Regions from separate parts of the Homo sapiens genome. Here region 2 is linked to region 1. A link is a loop called in an ENCODE intact Hi-C map of the cell type or tissue named here. Cell type or tissue: GM12878. All regions are shown on one strand. Region 1 overlaps LOC124900167 (a long non-coding RNA gene). Region 2 overlaps COQ2 (coenzyme Q2, polyprenyltransferase).

Region 1 (5,000 bases):
TTCTTAGACAGACTCTACCCTGTCACACAAACTCAAGAGTCATGGTGGGGGCATCTCAACTAATTAGGTAATTCTGAGCTACAGCATAATTGGATACCAGTTTTAAAAGAGATGAATGCTTGCTCTCCATGTAAAACAAACAGAAAGGAAAGCAGCCTTCTCCACATTGCAGGAGAAATGGTTTTATTGCCTCAATTGGGAATATCCTCATTAAAAACTGGTCCTACACACTAATTACTGTTTTAATGGATTAAATGGAAAGACATACATTGAAAATGTCACAAGTAGTTAAGCTTTGTATGGTGGAATTGCTAGAGGTTTTTTGTTTTGATATTTTGGTAATTCTCAGATTTTCTTCATTGAGCATATTATTCATTCATTCATTCATTCATTCATTCATTTTTAGAACCAAGCAACACCTCATTCTATGCCATAGAATGAGTGTTCCCCTTGGCTTAATTTTTTTAAATTATACGTGTTTGGGGAGAAAATTTAAGTGGTACATGAAGTTTGAAGTTGAGAGGAAATGTATTTTATTATTGTATAAAAGACTCAAGTTGGACTAATTCAATACTCAAAAATCATCATTTCCTTTAATGTGGTGATTCTCAACCCTGGCTGCACTTTGTAATTACCTGGGAAGCCTTAAAAATACCAATTCCAGATCACTCACTCAATCTCTACAACCAGATCAAATGGTTCAGAAGCAGAATAGGGCCAATTAGTATTTTTAGAAGATCAACTTATTATAATATCTAAGGTTCCATATTGCAATTCTTTTATCTTTACAGCATTGACTAGGAAGTTACATTACAGACAGTCCCTAACTTACAATAATTCCACTTACAATTTTCCAACTTCATGATGAATTTATCTGAACTAAATGCATTTTCAACTTAATAATTTTGTTTACTTATAATAAGTTTATCTGGACATCACCCCATATAAGTTGAGGGACTTTCTGTACTTAAAATTTGACTCTGTAGGTGTATTGTTACATTCTTTTATTACCATGGGAGAAGGTGGTAATACCTACTACAAAAGTTTTCCAGGCTCTATGGTACAGAACTTGGGGACTTTTATCAGCCATGTGGTCACTTGCTGAAGCAGCCCCAGAGGTGGTTTCTGAGGGAAACAAACTTTCCTGTAGGTAGATGACTTAAGCTCACTTCCATGCTACACTAGGGTGGTCTTCTATTCAGCTGTGTGTCCCCACTCCATTCCTTAATTTTTATAACAATGCAATACGTTATATACCTTTCCATCTGCATACCTCTTCTCATGGATAAGCAGCTTGAGCTGGGAATCTGAACTCAAGGTCTTGCCAGACTTTTAACTCAGTCTCACCACTGCCCAGTTCTTACTAAACCTCATAAATAGCTGGCAAAAATGCTATTTATGAAGAATTATCAAGGAACATGCCCCCTTGTACTCCTCTAAACAATCTTTAGGCCAAGTTCTGTGGCTCACACCTGTAATCCCAGCACTTTGGGAGGCCGAGGCAGGCGGATCATTTGAGGCCAGCTGTTGGAGAGCAGCCTGGCCAACATAGTGAAATCCATTCTCTACTAAAAATACAAAAATTAGCCAGGCATGGTGGCACACGCCTGTAATTCCAGCCACTCGGGAGGCTGAGGCACGAGAATTGCTTGAACCCAGGAGGTGGAGTTTGCAGTGAGCTGAGATGGCACCACTGCACTCCAGCCTGGATCACAGAGCAAGACTCTGTATCAAAAAAGTCTTTAAAAATCTGATTTTTAATCTTGAATTATCTCAGATTATCAGACAGATAAGTACTTGGATGGGATCATTTTAGCTTCTCATACGTTACTTTCAGTGCTCATACTGTAATCCCTCCATACTCTTTAAGCCTACATTAGGAAATGTCTGTTCTAGTTATTATAGAACTACTGTTAAAGGCTTAGATCACTCTTTTTCATGCATCACCTCCATTTTGACGAGAAATTTCTCTAGGTTTTAATTTGTTTGTCTTTTATGGACATGGCCAATCTCCTAAATATTTGTGTTCCCTCTTTGCTTTGCCTGATCAGAAGCTCAGGGTCTAATGTGCAGTGATGTCTAGCATTGTATAGGAACCTTAAAGCACGCACTAAAGCTGCTCTAGGCTTTATTTTTCCTGTGCCTGATTTCTTCATTTTGCATTTGGTATCTTATTGCATATGTGAGTTTGTAAATGGCTCAAATCTCCTTAAGATCAAGGGTATAAATCAGAGTTTCTCAGCCTTGCCACCATTGGGCCGAATAACTTCTTGTTGAAAGTTAGGGAAGGCAGGGCCTGTCCTGTGCATTGTAGGATGCTTAGCGGCTTCCCTGGCCTCTACCCACTAGATGCCAGTAGCAATTCTCTGCCATCTCCCTGAATTGTAGAAACTAAAACTGTTACTAGACATTGCCATATGTCTCAGGCAGGTGGTGGTTGGGTGGGGCAGGGCGGATGGGAGGTGCAAATCACCCATGGTTGAAAACCACTGGTATAAATAAATACAATTGTATTGAGCACCTACTATTTTCTAGGCTATGTGTAGGCCATTATCTTTGGGGGACACAAAGATGACTGAGGTCCAGTTACCTGTCCTCAAAAAAAACCTACAAATAAGTCAAAAGAAAAGGTGTACATGCTCAGAATACACGTATATAAATCTCATGTCTGCTATTAGTATAGATTCCTGTATATTTTTAATAACCGTGGGAAGGAGGAAGTGAAAATAGTATCATTGTCATTTAGAGAAAAAGCACAGAGGGAGCCAAGTATCAGTGCTGTAATGATATCCTAGTGTCCTGAGCGCCAGACCAGAGGGTTCTCCACCACATCTGGAAAGGGGTTTGCAAGTTCAGAGGAGGGAAAGGCAAATCCAACATGGAAGGTTAGAAATGGCTTCCTGGTGGATGGGCACTAGGGATGGGATGTTAACAGGTAAAGAGGAAGACAGGAGACGGTAACTGACAGCAGGAATAGATATAGAGGGGCTGCTTGCTGAGTAGTGATGGGATAACTTATGGAAGTAGAAATCAAAAGGACTGAAGAAATAGGGTAGGTCACATTGTGAAGAGCTTCAGAGGGCACGCATAGAGGGTCTGGGTGTGAAAGGGCAGTCTTCCTCTAGAACCATGTATGCCTGACACCAGTTTAATAAATTATAGGACAAAAGTAGAGAAGAAGCTTAATAAATTAGGTTACTGGAGAGGTTAATGATGGAAGACAATGGAGGCATCGATAGACCCAGTTTACCCTCTGCTTTTTATCTCTTCCCCTCACAAATGTTTTAGTGAGCCAAGTCCCTTTGACTTGCTTGATGAAAGGAGGATAACTAAACTTTGCCAGTGTCAGAAACTTTCCAAGTCTTGTGCTATGAAAAACACAAATACTCCTGAGAGGACTCCTAATTTAAGCATTATCAAGCATGAGCACCATTTTTAACATGAAGAAAAATGTTTTGGAGTACACTTTGTTTATATAAATTGTGTAGCTTAAATTAGGAAATGCCATATCTTCAACTACACATAATCATTTTTTAATTTCCTTATAACTGAGAGTTTTCATTCTTTTGGCTAAAATTTCAGAAATGACACCATTGGTAGATGAGGCAGAATCTTATCCTGATGCAGAGACTTATGAATTCTGGGAGACCCAGAGGTTCTGTGGGAGTAGGGGAGGGAATTGGCCCTAAATACACACTCAGTTGCAGGACTAAAGGGCTTACTGTGGGGTTTCTGGCTTCTGGAGAAGCTCAAGAACAAGGGAGGTCCTTGAAAGGAACAGATCTGAAGGGATCTGGGAGGCTGCAGGAGATGTAGGAGTCCAGAAGCCAACTACTGGTATGAAACTAACCTTTCTCCACTTTCAATGTATAAAGAGGAAGGGATCCTTTCCCTGGCTATGGCCTAACACAGGTGACAAAAAGTAGGGCCTTTTCCACTGACTTTATTTTACTTTCTTGTTCCAGAAATTAGGTTAATCTCTAATGAGGGGCTGGTGGGTTGATGCGACCCATGGAATTATTTGGTAGGTGGCTGAATGCCAGAAGGAGGCATACAGAGGGCAAAGGAGGGGCTGGAAATAGGGGGAATTAAGAGCCCTGGAACGCCAAGGAGAGACTTACTCAGCTGTTTTACCTGATCCCATCTGGATAGCTCAGATTGGCTCAGAAAAACAGAGCCCAGCGCAAGACCCCAGGGAGTCAATAAATAGTAACTGCTGAGAATAAAACTTCCAGTTAGGAGCAAGCCCCCCAAAATCTGGCCATAAGCTGGCCCCAAAACTAGCCATATACAAAATCTCTGCAGCACTGTAACATGTTCATAATGGCCCTAACACCCAAGCTGGAAGGTTGTATGTTTACGGGATGAGGGCAAGGAACACCCGGCCCGCCCAGGGTGGAAAACTGCTTAAAGACATTCTTAAGCCACAAACAATAGCGTGAGCAATCTGTGTCTTAAGGACATGCTCCTGCTGCAGTTAACTAGCCCAACCTATTCCTTTGATTTGGCCCATCCCTTCGTTTCCCATAGGGGATACTTTTAGTTAATTTAACATCTATAGAAACAATGCTAATGACTGGCTTGCTGTTAATAAATATGTGGGTAAATCTCTGTTCAGGGCTCTCAGCTCTGAAGGCTGTGAGACCCCTGATTTCCCACTTCACACCTCTATATTTCTGTGTGTGTGTCTTTAATTCCTCTAGCACCATTGGGTTAGGGTCTCCCCAACTGAGCTGGTCTCGGCACCTTCCAAAAGACAGGGGACTTGGTAGAATGGAAGAGCACAGACGTTGACTATAGCTCACCTGACCTTGAGCCTGACATAGCTGCTTAAGTTTTCCAAGTATTGAACTTCAAAATAGAAGAGCCAAGCATGGTGGCTCACTCCTGTAATCCCAGCACTTTGAGAGGCCAAGGCAGGCGGATCACCTGAGTTTGGGAGTTCAAGACCAGTCTGGCCAACATGGTGAAACCCTGTCTCTACTAAAAATACAAAAAAT
Region 2 (5,000 bases), 98 kb before region 1:
CTAGAGTTAAAACTAATTACATAGATTTTGACTTCTGCTTCCAGGAAGATGGAATAGATGTATTTTCCCTATTCTTTCCACTAAGTATGTCTAAAACACCTGGAGATTATACATAAAACAAACATAAGAGGACTGTGGAGAAAAGGTGGCAGACTGGCTAGGGACCTCAGGACCCAAAGAATTTCCTAGATTTTGTTTTTCTTCATATATCCCAGACTTGGAACTGAAGAAGCCAGAAATCTGGAAATGTCATTGGGCACAGATAGGAAAAAAATAAAAAATAATTAAAAAAAAAAAAGCCTACTTGGCAGGGGCCAGTGGAAACCAGGTTGGGAACGTGAGCTTGTAACCCCAGCTGGTAGCAATTAGGCAGCATCTCCCACCCCCTTCTTTTGCCAGAGCAGTGTCAAAAAAAGTCAACTGAAATAAAAGGTTTAAATAAGATTCATAGTCTCATGACATAATACTTAAATGTCCAGATTTCAGTTAAGAATCATTTGTCATACCAAAAACTAGGAAAATCTCAACTTGAGTGAAAAAAAGACAATCAGCAGATGAACAACACTGAGATAGCAGAGATGTTAGGATTTCTTAGAAAGATTTTTAAAGCAGCAATCATAAATATGCTTCAGTGAGCAATTACAAACATTCTTGAAACAAATGAAAAATACCACCTCTCAGCCAAGAAATAGAAAATATAAAGGAGAACCAAATGGAAATTTTAGAAGTGAAAGATATAATAATTGTAATAATAATTCAGTGGATGGGCCCAACAGCAGAATGGAGGGGACAGAGGAAGGAATCAGTGAACTGGAGATAGAATAATAGAAATGACACCATCTGGAAAACAGAAAATAGACTGAAAAATTGAAGACCTTTGAACTATAACAAATGATCTAATATTTGTTTCATGAGTCTTGGAAAAACAGGAGAAAGGGGTTGGGGCTGAAAAATGATTGAAGAAATATTGGCTGTAAAAGCCCCAAATTTAGCAAAAGACATAAACCTACATATTTAAGAAGGTGAGCAACCTCCAGACACGATAAACACACAGAATCCTCACCTTAATACATTATAGTCAAACTTCTGAAAACTAAAGAAAATTTTAAAATCTTGAAAGCTGTGAGAAATACGAAAAGCACAACCCATAATAGGAAAAATTGAATTTGCACATCAACAAATTTTTATCTGTTAAGGACCCCGTTAAGAAGATTAAAAGGGCTGGGCACCGTGGCTCACGCTTATAATCCTGCCACTTTGGGAAGCCAAGGCAGGTGGATCACTTGAGGTCAGGAGTTCGAAACCAGCTTGGCCAATATGGTAAAACCTTGTCTTTACTAAAAATACAAAAAATTAGCCAGGGGTGGTGGTGGATGCCTGTAATCCCAGCTACTTGGGAGGCTGAGACAGGAGAATCACTTGAACCCGGGAGGCAGAGGTTGCAGTGAGCTGAGATTGTGCCACTTCGTAAATATTTTAGGCTTTCTCTGTGGAAATTGAACATGTTATAGCTAAATAGCTGATAAGGAAGTTGCTTTGTTTTTTATTTATTTATTTATTTGACACAGGGTTGCTGTGTCACCCATGCTGGAGAGCTTGGTGCAATCATGACTCACTGCAGCTTCAACCTCCTAGGCTCAAGCAATCCTCCTACCTCAGCCTCCCCAATAGCTGGGGCTACAGGCACACATCACCATACCTGGCTAATTTTTTTTTTTTTTTTTTTTTTTTTTGTAGAGACAGCGCCTCCTTATGTTGCCTAGTCTGGTCTTGAACTCATGGCCTCAAACAGTCCTCCCACCTCAGCCTCCCAAAGTGCTGGGATTACAGGCTTGAGCCACTGCACCCAGCCAGGAAGTTCCTTTGTTTTGTTTGTTTAGAGATGGGGATGGGAGAAAAGAGAATGAGTGATGGGAATTTTTAGTTCTTTTCAAAGCTATTTTAAATGTGAAGTTTTGATTTCTGACAGTACTTAAAATGTTGATTTCTCTCTTCATTCATATTTGTGCCTACCATGGGCCAGTCTCTTCATTAAATGTTTAAATAAATGATTGAGTCATTACATGAAGCTAAGGTATCTGTTTTTATGTTTTAAGGTTACAAGAACAGCCAATCGTCCAATAGCCGCTGGAGACATTTCAACTTTTCAGTCCTTTGTTTTTCTTGGGGGACAGCTAACCCTGGCACTGGGTGTTCTTCTGTGTCTAAATTACTACAGGTATATTAAACGTTTTCCACATCATGTATAAAATCTCTCCTTTGAAATGGAGAAAATAGGAATAAAATGAAATATCTTTATCACAAAGTTGTTCATTTGCTACTTATTAAGCATCTGTAAGTTAGCAAGTGTAAGTAACTCACCACACATTTTTAAATCTGCTTCAAGAATGCTTTCAGCCAAAGGAGTTAAGAAATGAACATTTAATTTGTTTTGAACCACCTTCAGTATTTGTACTACATTCCCTAAGGGACACAAGGCAATTTCATAGGTTTTCTAAGTGCGTGCATGGATGTGTGTGTATACACCCACACATATATAATTTTATTTATGTTGACAGTATCTCTAAAGTAGACTTAAAGCAGAAGTGATTATATTCATTTTGCAAAAAGAGGAACTATGTCTTTCCCAGGGTGGTGTTACTAATCAATGACTGAAGAAAGAAGTGGGAGGACTCATTCCTGTATCTCTTAAACAAGACAAAACGAAACTTTTGTGTATCAGATTGCGGTTTACAAAGTGCTTCAATGCGAGAGAAGAAAGACAAAAAGTTACTTTATGGAGACTAGACTTAATTGCGTGCCTTGCCCTGATAGCATCAATTACATGACAATACCTTTGGAAGGTTATTTCTGGAAGGGGTAGTGTTAGATAAACTTTGAGGTCCTAAGAACGTCTTATTTTATCACATTTTCATAGGTGTTTCCTTTTTTCTAGAAAAGTAACACTGCATCATATATATAAGGAGGGATATCTTGACTCTAATTATTAGTTAGGACATCTTAGTTTATTAGATGCCTTAATGTTTGCAAACAGTTCAGAGAGGCAGTAACATTTGGTAGTTAACATTTGGTGGTTGATAGGTTGGACTCTGGAGCCAGACTGCCTTAGGTTTGAATCTAGGCTCTTCTATGACTAGCTATATGACAATTAGCAAACTACTTAATTTCTTTGTGCTTCAGTTTTCCCATCTGCAAAAAAGGAAGAGAATAAAACTTTATATTATAATACCTGCCTTTTGGAGTCATTGTGAAGATTATAATGAATTAACAAGTGTGATTCACTTAGAATAGTGCTTAATACATGATAGTACTGTATGTGTTAGCTATTATTTTGTTTGATTGTTTTATAACATTTAAAGTAGTTTTCTACTCATCCTTTATAATAGGGAAAGTCGAAGGCTAGGAAGATAACTTACATAAAATATAATTTAAGATAAAATATATTTTCCAATTAGTATTACTTATGTCATTGTCTTAAAGTATTTCGTGGTTTCTAAGAGGTAGTGGTAATAATCACTTTAATGGTTTTTCCTCTTTTCAGTATAGCTCTGGGAGCAGGATCCTTACTTCTTGTCATCACCTACCCACTAATGAAAAGAATTTCATACTGGCCTCAACTAGCCTTGGGTGAGCTTACAATAACTAAAAGTATTTCCTTTGATATTTGCAAACTACACTTTTATGGAGAGATAGGTAAATAGGTAAAGATGAAATGACAAATCAGTCATGTAATTTTCCTAACCAATAGTAGATTTTCGTACTTTAAAGGAGAGCAGTTAGCTATTTTTATTAGTTCAGAAATATTGCATATTTATTAGGGTTATCATCATCATCATTATTTTTTCCTCTCCTCTCTCCCCCACTGCTCCCCTCCCCTACACTCTCCTCTCCCCTCTTCTCTGAGACAGGGTCTTGATCTGTTGCTCAGGCTGGAGTGCAGTGGCACCATCTCAGCTTACTGCAGCCTTGACCTCCCAGGCTCAAGTGATCCTCCCACCTCAGCCTCTTGAGTAGCTAGGATTACAGGCATTGACAACCCTGCCTGGCTAATTTTTGTATTTCTTGTAGAGACAGGGTTTCGCCATGTTGCCCAGGCTGGTCTCAAACCCCTGAGCTCAAGCGATCTGCCTGCCTTGGCTTCCCAAAGTGCTGGGATTATAGATGTGTGCCATCACGCCTGGCCATTGCTTTCTGAAATGCTTTTTTAAAAATCTAGGTATGTCATGAAAAAATGTTTGATCTAGATGCCCTGAAGAATTTGGGGGATGGGGTAGGAAGCACTCTGTGGCAGGAAAACAAGGGTTAAAGTGTATGTGATAGCTTAGACAGCTCGTATTCTGTGAAGCCTCTCAGGAAGAAGTTAGACAGTCTCTTCTGGGCTACCATAGGATTCTAATCCGGCACTTACTTATTTCAGCAGCATTAATTCAACCAAGAATACGTTGAGAGCCTCCTATGGTCTCCAGTTAATAAATTGTGGCCCAGCATTTAGCATAGCACTTGGTGCGGTGTAGGTATTGAATACATACTTGTTGGTGAAAAGAAAGAAACATAGTTAGGTAAGCAGGTATCAGAATCTGCTGCAAAAATATCTATTCCCAGACTTTTCTATTCTATTCCTAGAATGATTCTAGTTCTTTGAATCATTTTTTTCAGTAAATGAAAGAACTAAAAGCAACTCAAGAAATTGATGTGAGCCTGATTTGTGGGAAAGTTGTGGTAGAATATTTATCTTTTTCTAAGATCCTCTCATTGAATGTTCTCTTTATTAAATTTGAAATTATATTCTCAATATAAGCATTTCCTATCTATAAGATAATATTAAGAAGCTGGTATATTTACTCCAAACATTTACTGAACCCCTACATTTACTTCGTGCTAGGAATTGCAGCAGGTACTGGGAAAATAAAAATGACTAAAACACCCTGACCATCTTTAAGGAGTTGGAGATGGAGATGACAGATAAACAGGTCATTGCAGTACAACGTGTCAGGCAGGAG

Evidence for each region. Hi-C counts contacts between places; a loop is a spot of excess contacts. Peaks named below come from ENCODE experiments on the same cell type or tissue, not always from the same donor. Only the 100,000 strongest peaks of a DNase experiment are listed, where the experiment ranks them.
Region 2: a loop joins it to region 1, with 3 times the contacts of the local background. A loop is called at or near these places in 1 of 110 quality-filtered maps.

What each region holds. Positions count from the first base shown.
Region 1 is chr4:83,172,755-83,177,754 of GRCh38, reverse strand. The region is part of intron 4 of LOC124900167 (a long non-coding RNA gene); the gene reads left to right. Among named protein-coding and RNA genes, the nearest start is that of PLAC8, 61 kb to the right of the region's middle. RefSeq lists an enhancer at 2,818-2,867. In GM12878, no CTCF peak of the experiment used is centred here; DNase peaks (open chromatin) are centred at 2,434 and 2,724; H3K4me3 peaks cover 1,629 bases; H3K27ac peaks cover 4,645 bases.
Region 2 is chr4:83,270,714-83,275,713 of GRCh38, reverse strand. It overlaps COQ2 (coenzyme Q2, polyprenyltransferase), which reads left to right. Exons shown (of 7, transcript NM_001358921.2): 3 at 2,097-2,218; 4 at 3,542-3,627. Among named protein-coding and RNA genes, the nearest start is that of COQ2, 12 kb to the left of the region's middle. In GM12878, no CTCF peak of the experiment used is centred here; a DNase peak (open chromatin) is centred at 2,653; H3K27ac peaks cover 2,604 bases.